Linked DNA regions of Homo sapiens: region 1 is linked to region 2. The links are chromatin loops, found by intact Hi-C in ENCODE. Cell type or tissue: breast epithelium. All regions are shown on one strand. Each heading gives the region's core, and the rest is flanking DNA. Links, peaks and the distances in the headings are about the cores only.

Evidence for each region. Hi-C counts contacts between places; a loop is a spot of excess contacts. Peaks named below come from ENCODE experiments on the same cell type or tissue, not always from the same donor. Only the 100,000 strongest peaks of a DNase experiment are listed, where the experiment ranks them.
Region 1: it touches region 2 in a loop (12-fold over the local background); 7 of 110 quality-filtered maps call a loop at or near these places.

Annotation. Positions count from the first base shown.
Region 1 is chr5:132,455,699-132,464,034 of GRCh38, reverse strand. All of the region lies in intron 3 of CARINH (colitis associated IRF1 antisense regulator of intestinal homeostasis), which reads right to left. Among named protein-coding and RNA genes, the nearest start is that of IRF1, 31 kb to the left of the region's middle. RefSeq lists enhancers at 1-59, 6,125-6,354, 6,282-6,951, 6,952-7,622 and a silencer at 7,901-8,093. In breast epithelium, for the core only: CTCF peaks have their summits at 3,439 and 3,638; a DNase peak (open chromatin) is centred at 7,374; H3K27ac peaks cover 4,987 bases.
Region 2 is chr5:132,394,397-132,402,685 of GRCh38, reverse strand. It overlaps SLC22A5 (solute carrier family 22 member 5), which reads right to left. Exons shown (of 10, transcript NM_003060.4): 10 at 7,074-8,289. Among named protein-coding and RNA genes, the nearest start is that of CARINH, 12 kb to the left of the region's middle. In breast epithelium, for the core only: no CTCF peak of the experiment used is centred there; a DNase peak (open chromatin) is centred at 5,945.

The DNA of each region.
Region 1 (8,336 bases), core at 262-8,261, 61 kb before region 2:
TGTGCAGCATCTCCTGCCCTCCTCCATCTGGTGTTGGAGGCATCTTAGATGTTCTCTGGGACCTGAGGTCTGTAGGAAACCCCGGCTGTGGACTTCACACAAGGGTCGCTCTTTCCCACACTCCAGGTTTCCCTTTAAGCTGCTAATTTGTAACAGGCATTCATAGAAACAGAATAAGATAGAGAAATTCTATTAAAGGACCTTATGTGCTTTTGCTCTGTCTGTTGCTCCATTTATTTGCAATTTATAGCCTAATCCAAGAGGATTTAAGGACAATTAAATATTTCTTTCCCCTCAGTGTGTGTGTGCGAGTGCACGTGTAAGAGTGTGTAGGGGTTGGGTCTTCCAATGTACCTTTGCCCTGGTTTGACCGTGGGGGGAGAGGGTGGGCAGGTCTCCAGGCCTGCCAGATGTAGACCTTTCCTAATGTCTACAGCAAATTTGTTCTTCAGTGTTTCTAGTATCAGTTTTTGATCAATCATTAATCAAAGTTGCAATAAAAAGATAATCTTCTCAGGACTAGGCTATAAAGGTCCTGGCTGCAACCTTAAAAAACCCTTCTGTGGAGGCCTCAGAGCCAAGAGAAAAGGGCGATGTGTCTGTGGCTGGATTTGGAGGTAAATGAACGTGCTGTCCCTCTCTAATTGGTGTGCACGAACATGAACTTCAGTCACTTGCGTGGCTATGGCCTCTTTCTTCATCTCTCCCTGCCAGTGAAGCTGGTGGTGCCCTGGCTCCCAAGCCAGGTGGCAAAGCTGGGGAAGGAGGCTGTAGTTGGGCCCAAATATGGGGGTCTGGGGGCACCTCCACAGGTTGTGACCACTGCAGCATGCTCTGGGGCCAGGCCTATGGCAGTGGAGGCAGGACAGCCCCCAGGACCACAGAGCCCCCATAGTGGAGGGAGCCACTACTTGGGCGGCTCAGCTCATTCCTGCTGACTTGCTGCTGTACAGGGCAGAGGGGTGCCTGAGACAAAGAGGAGACACACTTCTCCCACGAGAAATAAAGCAAGCAGCTGTTCCTCTCTTGGGCCCAGCAGGGGTCAGAGGCTGTGGGACCTTCACTCCTTCCCTCTCAGTGGAGAGGGCAGATCTGCTCTTTGGGGTGTGAGGGCACAGCCTCCTGACAAGCTGGAGAAGCAGGATTTAAGAGCTAGAATCAACGGAGAATGTGAGGCCCAGCATCAGGTTCAAGAAGCAAGGGGATCAAGGTTGGGGGGGAGGCAGGGAGCCTGAGCCTGGCGCAGCCCAGACCAACAGACTGAGGAGTCCAGAGAGCCAACATGCTCACTCGGCCATCGCTAAGATGTGTAGTGTGTGAGAAGGTGTGAGAGGTACTCGCGTTTCTCTCTCCAACCCCTTCCAACATATTATTGGGTCGTGGGTGCCATGTTTTTAGTAGACACATAAAATAAATGAGTATTTTCAGAGAAGTGCAACCCTGGAGGTGCAGGGGAGTGAACTCAGCCATGAGAAATCATTCAAAGGATTGACCTATGGAACAGGGATAGACTTGCTCTCCATGGCTCCAGCAGGGAAGCAGCAGAGAGGGGAACCTTTCCTGAAAGTCCAGTGTGACATCTGAAGACACACACACACACACACACACACTTTTTTGAGAGAGAGAACGAGAATGAAAAGATACACACTGATCTTTCAACAGTCGTTGTCTCTACCTGGTGATTGCGAATGATTTTAATTTTTTTCCTCTTGTGCTTACAGTATTTTCTAAAATCTCTAAAATACACCCAAATTACTTTCTTGTTATGGCAAAATAGACATAAAATGTCTACATCCATTTTAACCATTTTTAAGTGCAGAGTTCCATAGTATGAAGTACATTCTCACTGTTGTGCAGCCATCACCACCATCCATCTCCAGAACTTTTTCATCACCCTCAACATAAACTCTGCATCCACTAAGCAGTATCTCCCTGTTCTTCCTCCTTCCAGCCCCTGGCAACCATCCTTCTACTTTCTGTCTCTATGAATTTCACTATTCTAGGTACCTCATATAAGTGGGATCATCTGGTATTTTTCCTTCTGTGTCTGGCTTATTTCACTTAGCATAATGTTTTTAAGGTTCATCTATGTTATAACATGTACCAGAATTTCATTCCTTTTTAAAGCTGAATTATGTTCCATTGTACATATTCACCATATTTTGTTTATCCACTCCTCTTGTCATGGACATCTGGGTTGTTTCCACCTTTTGGCTATTGTGAATAATACTGCTACAAACACTGGTGTACAAATATCACTTTGAGTCCCTGCTTTCAATTCTTTTGGGTATATTCCTAGAAGTGGAACTGCGGGATCATATGATAACTAAGTTTTTGAGGAACCACCACATTGTTTTCAACAAAGGCTGCATGATTTTACGTTCCCAATAGCAATGCACAAGGGTATCTATTTCTTCACATCCTTGCCAACACTTATTTTCAGGTTGTTTTTGTTGTTTTAAAATAGCCATCCTAACAGATGTGAAGTGGTATCTTACTTATTATGGTTTTCATTTGCATTTCCCTAATCTAAATTACGTTTTAAAATCCAATCCTCTCTGAATTGAACCCTTTGTTCTTTATTTCTCAATAAAATGGACCTTGCCCCCTTTTTTTCCTTCTTTGTACCTATGCTCTGCATTTTAAAAAATTGTGGCAAAATACATATAACTTAAAACTTTACCATCTTAACCATTTTCAAGTGTAGAGTTCAGTATTAAGTATATTCACATTGTTGTGCCCTAACCCAAATATAGTATATAATGGCAAAAAGAAACAAAAGGCTCTCTAAAGAAAAAGAAAGCCGTGAATTCTTGGACCCCAGAGATGTTCACAAACAGATTGGATCAATCTCAGCAGGGACTTTCATTCATCTTCTGAGCATCTCTGCTGGGCTGGGCTCTGTGCCAGGCAGGGGTCTCCGTGGTGAGTGTGGCCTGGACTCTGCCCTTGGGGTTCAGCCTCTGTGGGGAACAGTTATACCCAAGGGCTGCTGTGGGCACAGAGGGACACCCTGTTGTGTGGGTGCGGCATTGGGAAGGGGCATAAGTGAGGTGGCACATGAGTTCAGGTGGGAAGGATGAGCAGACATGTACATGTGCAGAGAAGGGAACTGGCGTGTGTGGCTGGGCTGTGGCAGCACACCTCACAACCACCATTACAGGAGCATCTATTAATCATTTATGTCTGTCTCTCTACTTGATTATAAGCTGCATGAGAGCAGGGCTGATGGTTTTGTTCACTGCTGCATTGCTGCCATGCCCAGCACAGGCAAGTGTAAAAGAAACACTTGCTGAATAAATGAGTGGTTGATGACGAGGAAAAAGGAGACATTTCTTTCCAGAATCTTGGCTGTAAGCAGCAGACAGCATGGCTGTACTCCACGGGGAAGGCAGGATGGCAGGAAGCATTATACAGGTGATGGAGACAGGAGCACAGCAGGAGCCAGTGGAGAAGAAGAGTTTGAAGATTCCCTGGTTGAGAGAATGGAAGGGCGTAATTGCTGGGGAGAGGTCCCTGAAGAAAGGGGAGAGGCTGGGATGCAGGCTCAGTGGAAGGAGAGGAGTCTCCTTATGAGACTCAGATGGCCAGTGTGAAAAAGACAGAAGATACCAACTGCTGGTAAGAATGGGAAGCACACTGCATGGGGAACTCTCCTACACTGCTGGAGGCGTGTTCTTCCTGTTATTCTAGATTCAGACAGCACTCTGGTCGCTGGTTGGTGCAGGCCACCATTTGGGCCAATTAGAGGAACCCCAATATCTGCACTTGGACTATCAGAAATGAGAGCTCTACGCCCAGAGCAATTTCCAAGATGGGCCTGAATCCATGAGTCATGGCACTACATGGAGCCCAGGGTTGGCTCTGAGCCTAACAGCCTCCAAAATGTCAACTTTGTTCACGTGCCACTTTGTCCCTCATCTCATGCCATGCAGCTGGCAGGACTTCAGTTGACAGAAGGTAGACCCTGCTCTTTTCAAAAAGCACACAGGACAGGTGCTGATAGGCCAGCCCCTCCCACTGAGCTCTAGTTACTGCGGTGAACTTCACCAGGAGGTTCAGCGCCCACTGTGGCTCTGCCTGAGGGGCCTCTGTGCACACTCAGTCCAGGCACTAGCATCCCAGCGCCTGGCCAGTGGTCCAACTCCAGACTCACTACACAGAGCCCCTTGCAACCGATGTGTGCCAACATGGAGCCCACACAGGGCAGCTCAGCGTGACACCTGCACAGCTCAAGACTGAGGGAAGGAAATGCATCTTCTTTCTCAAGTTGGAAGAGGCTGTACTGAATTACCAAATGGCATTATACTCTCTGTGGGGGAGCACAGATGAGTGTCCGGCAGTCCCTGGGATGATGTTACAGTCCAGAGGTGGGGATGAGATGAGCCCAGATGATGCAATGGGGATGCAATCAAGACACGATGTCATTAGAAGCCACAGTGTGTTCTCTCATGCCACGTGTTTCCCAGCTTAGAGGAGTAAGGGGTCGGGGGGGGGAGTGGCCCCCTGGGACCCTGCTCTAGGACGCATGCATAAGGACCCACATGCAAACGCACAGAATTCAAGAGCTAGCCAGGCCTGGACCCATGTAGGAGAGCCCCACTGGCTGATTTCCAATCTGGGACAAAGGCCACAGACAGGAGGCCTCCCTTGGCCACACCCAGGTCCCCAGAACATATGCTCCACTGTCCCCAGTCTAACCACAACCCCATATGAGCTGTGTCCCATTCATGTTGGCCTAGAAACTGGGAAGTACCTGGCATGGGGCCCTCCGCTTCCTCCCCATGACTGCCTGGAGCTCTGGGGAGACCACCAAGGGGCCATTTTTGTGGTTAGGAAATGTCTGTGGCAGCTGTGGACACCACAGGCCCTCCCTGGACCCTTCTGAAGTAGAGGTCACATTCCTAAAGATTCTTAACTGCCAGCTCCAATTGCTTCTTCCTGACAGGCTCATCTTAGTAGGGAGTGAATATAATCTTTTCCCAGTTCCACGAGGTCCTCTCAGATCCAAAATGCTCTAAGTTCAAAGGCAAATCATGAAGAAAGGGAGACGCAGATACTAATTTGTGGTTTTAGTTCAGTGGTTTTCCACCTTGGCTACACAGTAGAGTTACCTAAGGAGCTTTTTAAAAATACTCATGTCCAAATATTCCAACAGGCACTTTGCAAAGAGAAGATCTAAATGGCTAACAAACATATGAAAGGTTGCTCAGCTGTATTAGTCATCAGGGAAATGCAAATTCAAACCACACTGTGATACCACTACATACCTGCCAGAATGGCTAACATGAAAAAGATAGAAAATATCTATGGTTGGCAAAAATGTGAAGCAACCAGAACTCTCATACATTGCTGGAGGGAGTGTAAATGGGTACAGCCACCTGGGAACATTATTTGGCATAAGGTACTAAAGCTGAACATACTCATACCCATGCTTCCCCAGCAATGGATATACATGTACTCCAAAAATACACACTAGCATGTCATTGCAATAGTCAGAATAGTTCCGAATTATAAATAACAACTCGAATATCCAAAAATGCATCACAGTAGAATGGATAAATCGAGGAATATCCATAGAGTGGAATACTCTATAGCAAGAAGAGTGAATAAACTGCAGCTCTAAGTAACAACTTGGATGAATCATCTCACAAACACAACAAGAGGATATATACTGCCTGATTCCATTTACATCATATAAAGTTTGAAAACAGGAGAAATGACTGTACACCATTAGAAGCCAGAATGGACATTAGCCTTTGGAGCCAGGTAGTAAGTGGAAGGGGTACCAGGGGTTGCTGGTGATGTTCTGTTTCATGATTTGGATGCTGGTTACTCGGGGTAAATTCATTTTGTGAAAATTCACTGAGCTTTACACTTATGGTTTGTGCTTTTTTTTTTTTTTTTGCATGTATGTCATCCTTCAACAAACACTTAAAAAATGTTTGAAAACCCCATCAATTCAGTCAGACTCTTTGGGTGGGAGCAAGATCCAGGCATCAGTATTTTTTAATATCCCAGATGATGGTAATATGCAGCCAGGATTTAAAGTCACTGGTTTAATATCTTGGGAAAAGCAGATCCACTCAAGACCTCACAGGGTCCTGACAAAGGCCACTTCCAGCTCAGTGGAGTGAGACACTGGGGTGGGAAGATGTCCATTTTTTGGATGTGGGTCAGTCTCTTGCACAGGCAGAGGTATTGCAGCATGCTGTTGTAATGTGTATCTTCCTTGGCAGTGTCTGTTGAAAGCTGGTTGCATCAGTTTGTAATGGGGTGTAATGGCAACAAGGTGGGCCCAGCCCCCCCCAGGAAGTGGATCACTGAGCACAGCTTCTACAGGGCCATTTGTAGAGAGGTGGCAGCTGGGCTTCCCAGGGGCTGCCACCCAGGGCAGAGCCAGTGCTGAGGCTCTGACAACCTCGGCAGGGTGGGGAGAAGGCCAGACTCAGGGTGTTTATGTTTGTGGGTAATGACAGTCAGCTCTGGGCTCCAGATGATGCTTACTCCCTGGCCTCTGTGTTCAGATTAGGAACTTGCAACATCTTGCTGAGGACCATGTCAGGCTCAGCTCTAAGTGCTGTGGCTGAGAATTTTCCTTCCTCTCTGTGTGGTTAGTGGCAGCCTCCCTAGCAATGGCTGACCTCTAGCATACTCTGTCAAACTACAGGCAGCTGGGACAAGACAGGACATGGGGCTCACAGACAGGTATTCCACAACCTGGGCCCTGTCAACCCTCCCAGAAATGCATGGGCCATGAACCTCCTGCTGTGGGAGGGGCAGTGCAGAGAAGTCTCAATAAGCTTCTCTTGGCCCTCTGGGATCTCCACCATCCACAGTGTGTAGGGCTGAGCTGCAGGCTGGGTCTTCAGGTGGTGTCCCTGCACATCTGCTTTGCAGCGTGGCGTCTATAGAGCAAGAGTGAACAGGAAGGGGCCTCGGGCCTCCTGTAGCTCTGCTGGGCAGGGACGCTGCGGGGCCTCAGCTGGGCTTCCTTGGCTAAAGGGCACAGAGTGGCGTAGGCTGCAAGAGGACAAGCTAAGCTGATGAAGGCTCTATCACTCAAGGGTAGCCATGTAAAAAAAAATCCCTACAGGTAAAAGAAGCATGAATAAGACAGGCGGGGCATAACAGTGTCTCCCCACTGAAGCTGCAACTCTCTGCTTCACTGGCTTCAGCCTCCTCTCTGTGAAATGGGGGCAATGTCCCCTAGGCCTTTTCCTCCTGTCCAGTAGGGCTGAGGGTCTACAGGCCAGAGGGAGGCCTGGGCTCTGAGGCCTGTGCCTGTGTGGCCTCTGGCTGGGACCTCAGCCCCCATGTGCCACGTCACCTCCCTTGTCTGTGAAATACCACAACAGCAGCTCTTGCCAGCCAGTGACACTACCCCTTCCTGTTGTCTTCTTTACAAAGCATTTATGAAATGCTTCCTTTTCATGCTTCAGGAAACCGGTGGCCAGGAGGAGTTCTTGATTTCATTTTCTTCCCTAGAGATATGTGTGCTTCGAAATACACAAATTAAACAAAAACGAGGGCTGACTGGGACCAGGAGAGTGAGTGATCCTGGCTTCCCTTGATTTACATGCTTATTTTCCTTCTCAAATCACTCCAGTAAGTACAGAAGTCACTAATCTATTGCCCTCTATTATCTGCATTATAGTTAAAAACATCGACATGAACAAACAAAAGCCCTTGCGTAGCCTAGAGAAGTCACAAAGCTCACACCCAGACTCTCGCCTAAGAGAGTCTCTCAGGGCTCACTCAGGGACTATTTATTCTTGTTTTATTTTTTTAAATGTTGATACCCTCTCTGCTTGAGTATCCTTGTTTTAGATGCAAATCAGAAAAGGTTGCTGTATTGATCACAGTCCCAGCAGGAAACAGATGCACACTCCACTGGTAACAGGAGAGACTGAGGAAAGGACCGTTTCCAAGGGTGAGCAAGATGAAGAGAAACCCTCAAGGAAAGGTGAAGCATCCTGCAGCCAGCAACAGTGGGAGCTGTGACCACCAATCCCCAGGGAGGAGGTGGGAGGGCTCCTGGAACCCAGAGAGACCAGTAGGAGGGGACTGCCGGCAGGAGCTGTGGTTTTAGGGTGAAAAACACAGGCACTATTGACCTGAGACCTGGCAAGGGAGGGAGCTGGGGGGATAAAGCACCTCCCATTTCCCCTCCCAGCCTCCAACCTCTGGTCAGGGGAGGGGTCTTCAATTGGCCAAACCCAACTGGAAGCTTGGGGACCTGGAGCCTGGCTGATGGAATCCACAAAGGTCAAATCCTGGGAGGAGTGGGAAAGAGCAGAAAATCAACTGGAGCAGGGATGTGTGGGGGGGTGGCA
Region 2 (8,289 bases), core at 282-8,281:
ATTGAATCTGTACATTACCTTGGGCAGTATGGCCATTTTCACGATATTGAGTCTTCCTATCCATGAACATGGAATGTTCTTCCATTTGTTTGTGTCCTCTTTTATTTCACTGAGCAGTGGTTTGTAGTTCTCCTTGAAGAGGTCCTTCACATCCCTTGTAAGTCGGATTCCTAGGTATTTTGCTCTCTTTGTAGCAATTGTGAATGGGAGTTCACTCATGATTTGGCTGTTTATCTGTTATTGGGGTATAGGAATGCTTGTGAATTTTGCACATTGATTTTCTAACCTGAGACTTTGCTGAAGTTGTTTATCAACTTAAGGAGATTTTGGGCTGAGATGATGGGGTTTTCTAAATATACAATCATGTCATCTGCAGACAGGGACAATTTGACTTCCTCTTTTCCTAATTGAATACCCTTTATTTCTTTCCCTTGCCTGATTGCTCTGCCCAGAACTTCCAACACCATGTTGAATAGGAGTGGTGAGAGAGGGCATCCTTGTCTTGTGCTGGTTTTCAAAGGGAATGCTTCCAGTTTTTGCCCATTCATTATGATATTGGCTGTGGGTTTGTCATAAATAGCTCTTATTATTTTGAGATACATTCCATCAATACCTAGTTTATTGAGAGTTTTTAGCATGAAGGGCTGTTGAATTTTGTCAAAGGCCTTTTCTGCATCTATTGAGATAATCATGTGTTTTTTGTCATTGGTTCTGTTTATATGATGCATTACGTTTATCGATTTGTGTATGTTGAACCAGCCTTGCATCCCAGGGATGAAGCCAACTTGATCATGGTGGATAAGCTTTTTGATGTGCTGCTGGATTCAGTTTGCCAGTATTTTATTGAGGATTTTTGCATCGATGTTCATCAGGGATATTGATATAAAATTCTCTTTTTTTGTTGTGTCTCTGCCAGGCTTTGGTATCAGGATGATGCTGGCCTCATAAAATGAGTTAGGGAGGATTCCCTCTTTTTCTATTGATTGGCATAGCTTCAGAAGAAATGGTAGCAGCTCCTCTTTGTACCTCTGGTAGAATTTGGCTGTGAATCTGTCTGGTCCTGGCCTTTTTTTGGTTGATAGGCTATTAATTATTGCCTCAATTTCAGAGCCTGTTATTAGTGTATTCAGAGATTCAACTTTTTCCTGGTTTAGTCTAGGGAAGGTGTACGTGTCCAGGAATTTATCCATTTCTTCTAAATTTTCTAGTTTATTTCCGTAGAGGTGTTTAAAGTATTCTCTGATGGTAGTTTGTATTTCTGTGGGATTGGTGGCGATATCCCCTTTATCATTTTTTATTGTGTCTATTTGATTATTCTCTCTTTTTTTCTTTATTAGTCTTGCTGGCGGTCTATCAATTTTGTTGATCATTTCAAAAAACTAGCTCCTGGATTCATTGATTTTTTTTGAAGGGTTTTTTATGTCTCTATCTCCTTCAGTTCTGCTCTGATCTTAGTTATTTCTTGCCTTCTGCTAGCTTTTGAATTTGTTTGCTCTTGCTTCTCTAGTTCTTTTAATTGTGATGTTAGGGTGTTGATTTTAGATGTTTCCTGCTTTCTCTTGTGGGCATTTAGTGCATAAATTTCCCTCTACACACTGTTTTAAATGTGTCCCAGGGATGCTGGTGCGTTGTATCTTTGTTCTCATTGTTTTCAAAGAACATCTTTATTTCTCCCTTCATTTCGTTATTCATCCAGTAGTCATTTAGGAGCAGGTTGTTCAGTTTCCATGTAGTTGTTCAGTTTTGAGTGAGTTCCTTAATCCTGAGTTCTAATTTGATTGCACTGTGGTCTGAGAGACAGTTTGTTGTGATTTCTGTACTTTTACATTTGCTGAGGAGTGCTTTGCTTCCAATTACGTGTTCAATTTTAGAATAAGTGTGATGTGGTGCTGAGCAGAATGTATATTCTGTTGATTTGGGGTGGAGAGTTCTGTAGATGTCTATTAGGTCCACTTGGTGCAGAGCTGAGTTCTAGTCCTGGATATCCTTGTTGATTTTCTGTCTCATTGATCTGTCTAATATTGACAGTGGGGTATTAAAGTCTTCCATTATTATTGTGTGGGAGTCTAAGTCTCTTTGTAGGTCTCTAAGGACTTGTTTTATGAATCTGGGTGCTCCTATATTGGCTGCATATATATTTAGGATAGTTAGCTCTTCTTGTTGAATTGATCCCTTTACCATTATGTAATGGCCTTCTTTGTTTCTTTTGATCTTTGTTGGTTTAAAGTCTGTTTTTATCAGAAACTAGGATTGCAACCCCTGCTTTTGTTTTCCATTTGCTTGGTAGATCTTCCTCCATCCCTTCATTTTGAGACAATATATATGTCTTTGCTCATGAGATAGGTCTTCTGAATACAGCACACTGATGGGTCTTGACTCTTTATCCAATTTGCCAGTCTGTGTTTTGTAATTGGGGCATTTAGTCCATTTACATTTAAGGTTAATATTGTTATGTGTGAATTTGATCCTGTCATTATGATGTTAGCTGGTTGTTTTGCTCGTTAGTTGATGCAGTTTCTTCCTAGCATTGATGGTCTTTACAATTTGGCGTGTTTTTGCAGTGGTTGGTACAAGTTGTTCCTTTCCACGTTTAGTGCTTCCTTCAGGAGCTCTTTAAGGCAGGCCTGGTGGTGACAAAATCTCTCAGCATTTGCTTGTCTGGAAAGGATTTTATTTCTCCTTCACTTATGAAGCTTAGTTTGGCTGGATATGAAATTCTGGGTTGAAAATTCTTTTCTTTAAGAATATTGAATATTGAATAGTGGCCCCCACTCTCTTCTGGCTTATAGGGTTTCTGCAGAGAGATCCACTGTTAGTCTGATGGGCTTCCCTTTGTGGGTAACCCAACCTTTCTCTCTGGCTGCCCTTAACATTTTTTCCTTCATTTCAACCTTGGTGAATCTGACAATTATGTGTCTTGGGGTTGCTCTTCTTGAAGAGTATCTTTATGGTGTTCTCTGTATTTCCTGAACTTGAATGTTGGCCTGCCTTGCTAGGTTGGGGAAGTTCTCCTGGTTAATATCTTGAAGAGTGTTTTCCAACTTGGTTCCATTCTCCCTGTCACTTTCAGGTACACCAATCAAACCTAGGTCTGGTCTTTTCACATAGTCCCATATTTCTTGGAGGCTTTGTTCGTTCCTTTTCATTCTTTTTTCTCTAATCTTGTCTTCACGCTTTATTTCTGATATCCTTTCTCCCGCTAGATTGATTCAGCTATGGATACTTGTGTATGCTTCACAAAGTTCTTGTGTGTGTTTTTCAGCTCTATCAGGTCGTTTATGTTCTTCTCTAAACTGGTTATTCTAGTTAGTAATTCCTCTAACCTTTTTTCAAGGTTCTTAGCTTCCTTGCACTGGGTTAGAACATGCTCCTTTAGCTCAGGGGGTTTGTTATTACCCACCTTCTGAAGGCTGTCATTTCGTCAAACTCATTCTCCGTCTAGTTTTGTTCCCTTGTTGGCGAGGAGTTGTGGTCCTTTGGAGGAGAAGAGGCGTTCTGGTTTTTGGAATTTTCAGCCTTTTTGCACTGGTTTTTCCTCATCTTAGTGCATTTATCTATCTTTGGTCTTTGATGTTGGTGACCTTCGGATGGGGTTTTTGTGTGGACGTCCGTTTTCTTGATGTTGATGTTGATGCTGTTCCTGTTTGCTAGTTTTCCTTCTAATAGTCAGACCCCTCTGCTGCAGGACTGCTAGAGTTTGCTGGAGATCCACTCCAGACCCTGTTTGCCTGGGTATCACCAGCAGAGGCTGCAGAACAGCAAAAATTTCTGCCTGTTCCTACCTCTGGAAGCTTCGTCCCAGAGGGGCACCCCCCAGATGCCAGCCAGAGCTCTCCTGTATGAGGTGTCTGTCGACCCCTGTTGGGAGGTGTCTCCCAGTTCGGAGGCTCGGGGGTCAGGGACCCACTTGAGGAGGCAGTCTGTCCCTTAGCAGAGCTCAAGTGCTGTGCTGGGAGATCCGCTGCTCTCTTCAGCGCCGGCAGGCACAACATTTAAGTCTGCTGAAGCTGCACCCACTGCTGCCCCTTCCCCCAGGTGCTCTGTCCCAAGGAGATGGGAATTTTATCTATAAGCCCCTGACTAGGGCTGCTGCCTTTCTTTCAGAGATGCCCTGCGCAGAGAGGAGGAATCTAGAGAGGCAGTCTGGCTACAGCGGCTTTGCCAGACTGCAGTCCCTGGGGGCTTTGTTTACACTGTGAGGGGAAAACTGCCTACTCAAGCCTCAGTAATGGTGGACGCCCCTCCCACCACCAAGCTCAAGAGTCCCAGGTTGACTTCAGACAGCTGTGCTGGCAGCAAGAATTTCAGGCCAGTGGATCTTAGCTTGCTGGGCTCCATGGGGGTGGGATCCGCTGAGCAAGACCACCTGGCTCCCTGGCTTCAGCCCCCTTTCCGGGGGAGTGAATGGTTCTGTCTCACTGGTGTTCCAGGCATCACTGGGGTATGAAAAAAAACTCCTGCAGCTAGCTTGGTGTCTACCCGAATGGCCGCCCTGTTTTGTGCTTGAAACCCAGGGTCTGGAGATGTAGGCACCCAAGGGAATCTCCTGGTCTGCGGGTTGCGAAGACTGTGGCAAAAGCATAGTATCTGGGCCAGAGTGCACTGTTTCTCATGGCACAGTCCCTCATGGCTTCCCTTGGCTAGGGGAGGGAGTTCCCTGTCCCCTTGCACTTCCTGGGTGAGGCGATGCCCCACCCTGCTTTGGCTTGCCCTCCGTGGGCTGCACCCACTGTCTAACTAGTCCCAACGAGATGAGCCGGGTACCTCAGTTGGATATGCAGAAATCACCCACCTTCTGCGTTGATCTCGCTAGGAGCTCCAGACCAGAGCTGTTCCTGGGGCTTTTACGTTTTTAGTGCTCATTTGTTTGGCATGGGGTGGGGGGCAATTCTATGAGGACATTTAGAATTTTCAGAACTATTTTGCTCATAATCAGGGGTTGCATGAGCATTAAGTTTCAAATCTCTTCAGTAGACGAACCATGCAAAATACCAATATCACTGTGTATTAGTATTTAGCAGTCTTATCCTTGATGTGGAGTGTATCCTCACACTTCCTCTATGAGAAGTCTTTTGTGAGACTTATTCCCAGGTAAAGAGCCAGTCAGGGGCCTGGCTGCTGCCCTCTGGCTGGCGCAACAGACAGATGATGTCCCAGTGTCTCTGGCGGCTTCTTACAGAACTCTGTCCCTGAGGTTATGTCCCTTCTTCATGAGGTGACACCTTCAGGGGTGGGTCTGCCTGAGAGCTCCAAAACATGATTTCTGCTGAGAAACCTGTGTCTGTCATCAGTGCATCCTCTGTTAATCTCATGAGATTTTATTTTCCAAAGTGCTTTTAAAGCAATGGCATAGAACATAAGGTGTTGCCAGTGCATTGCATCAAGCCTCTATCAGCCTAAAAGCCCTTTAGGAAAAGAATTAAAAGACAAACCCCCAGAAGAAAGTTCTATTGTGCTATTTACTACCTGGCAGGGAATAGGGTCTTGTGCCCACCTCATTGACCGTCACTTAGACCAGGTATTAAGCAGAATAATTCTCTTTGACAAACAACAGCCTTATGGAATCCATGAGAATGTTCAGGGAACCCTGACAGAGATAAGAACTAGTTTCCAAGAATAGGAAAAGATGGTATGGCAAATCTTTGCCTTTACTTTGATCTGTGGCAGGAAACTGGTTTTTAAGAAAATCTGGGTTGTTCCTCCACCTCCTTTTCTTTGTCTTTTATATTTCTGTGGGTATGCTGGTTTCTAGTTATACACATTAACTGAACACCTCATCACTCACCAACTCTGCCCCTGTGGCTACAGTTTGTGTATGCCTCTCTCCTGGAGCAGAGGAGATCCTTGGTCTGATAACACACTCAGTCTTCCCAAAGTCATGGCTCTAAGGGAAACAAGCCACACACGAATCCAACAGGCTTAGACAGAGGACTTGGAATTCCACATGCTTGGCTCAACCCTGGAAGTGACTTGGGCTCTTGCCTCACCACATGAAGAGCTCTAAGCATTCAGGTAATTATGGTTTTTGCCCTCAGAAGGCCACAAATGACTGGAATCAGTGGCATGGAGAATAAGAGAGAAAATGCAGAAACTATTCACTCCTGCTACAGGACAATGGGTAGACAGAACTGCAATTCAGATTCTAGAGCCCCTGGGAAGACAGTTAATCAGTAGTCCAGCACAGAACCATGTTTGAGGAGAGTGGAGAAGCCAACAGTGTTCCAGAAGACGTGCTGCCTTCCTTCTCCCCCAAGTTTGATGCTGCTTGTTTTGTTATGCAACATGCCCTTGAGTTTCTATCCAACACTGGAGCTTTTTACCCAGGTCCATCCACACCTTCTAGCCCAAAATGCCCTGTGCAAATTGTATATAGATTAAGACACCTCTTGTGCACCACACTCAACCCCCAATCCTCTCAGCCCACCACTTACTCCAGCCACTGTTGCAGTGACCAGTTCTGATGGGCTCTGGCAACCCCTACTTCAGCCCTGCAATGTATTCTCTCTTGCTTTCTACCCACGGGACAGAACTTATTTGGGACTCATGCATGTGCAGCCTGGAAACATGTGGAGCTGACACCTGTGGGCTGCCTTTACAAATGGATGCCAACAGAGAAATGCTTCCCCCTTTTACTCAAGGTACAGATGGTGTTGAGATGCATTTCATAAGCTTCTTCTGAAGTCCTTGCTGGATGGAGCATCCCTGCCTTTGGTGCTAGTCAACCTGAAAATGCATCTTTGTATTCAGCCTCCCTCCTTCCCTGTTCTCCTCCTGTCCTTTATTGCTGCTCCCTGGAATCTTGTCCCCAAAGCATAAACTGCTTAACTGCACAGAAGCACTTGTCTCAGTCTCTACTTTCAAGGGAACCCAAGATACATTTGTGCAAGAAGGCTGGCTCAGCCCATAGTCAATTAATAAAGTGAAGAATTCTAGTGCACAAGAATCAAATCTTAGTCTTAGAGATTAATCCCAACCATTGCTAGAATTAGCCCAAGCTGATACAGAGAAAAGGCAGATGACAGTGTGGCACAGGCTCACTAAATTCTAGAAATAAAGATTCTAGGCAGTTGCTGTTATTTAAAAAATCATTTTACTTATTAAAACTTTCTCATTTCCCAAGGCACTTCAGTAGCTTTCACAAAAACATGTTTGTTCTTTTTTAACCAGGTGAGGCATATGCTTTAGGAGTACCATGGTAACATAATCAGCAAAGAGAAGACAATTACACTGAACACAAAATATCACCCAATAAAGTTACAGGACTAAAGTGAGCTACTCTGAAAGACTATGAACACAATTTAAATTTCTTTTTTGTAATATCCTCCCATGACTAAGTATCAAGAAAGGAACACACACAATGACACTGTTTTTGGCACTTAGAGAAGTGCTAGAGGCTAGGGCTGGTAAGGCCTTGCACCAGTGGCAGCTGCAGACAATTGCCAGAGTGATTCTGTTTTAAAAAAAAAAAAAAAAAGACACAAACCAGGAGGCTAAGGAACCAGCCTTTCCCAAGTGCATTCTGAAGGGCAAATAACAAGGAGAAAAGGATACAACAACAAACAAATAAACAATAAAACAAAACCCACATTACAGCTTTGAGAGAAAAGACAACGTTGCTCATCTCTCTCACCTGATAAATTTCCTTTAAACCATACATAAGACGCTATAGTAGCAAGGAGGTTTCCACAGCAGTGGAAAACAAGAATAGTAGATTCAATGGAGCATTTATTATGAGCCTGGACAAGCCCAGTGCTTTGATCAGATGTAAACAAGTCTACTCAGTCGTCATGCTGAGTGGTCTTAAGAGCTCACACATCAGTGCACTTTGCTGGTGATCTGCATCTGCTCATTCTGCTCCATCTTCATTACCTTTCACTTTCCCTAGCTCTGCGCTCTCCTGCCCTGGGGAAGCAATGATCCAGTTAATGTCCTCTGTAACTGAGAAAAGGTAAGAATCAAACTCCTTGTGCAATTACTTCCTTTTCCTCTAAAGTTCACCACTAGAGGGGAGTGGGGAAAGGGGTGGGGGACTTAGACCTCTAGCCTTATTAGGGGCCTTTTCAAGTAGTCTAAAATTAAAATGTACATTTAGCATATGCTTCTCACATTCCTCCAGATCTCACTGGTTCTAGTGAAAAATTAACTGCTTTGGAGGTGCTGAGTCCATCATTGTAATAGTTAGGACTTAGATGAAGTTGTCTGTAGGTAGCCCCAGTGTCCCTAGAGGAAGGTGGTGCTCTAGGGCCATATGTAGCCTCTGAGTGTGGGTGCCCATCCAGGAGCAAGTCA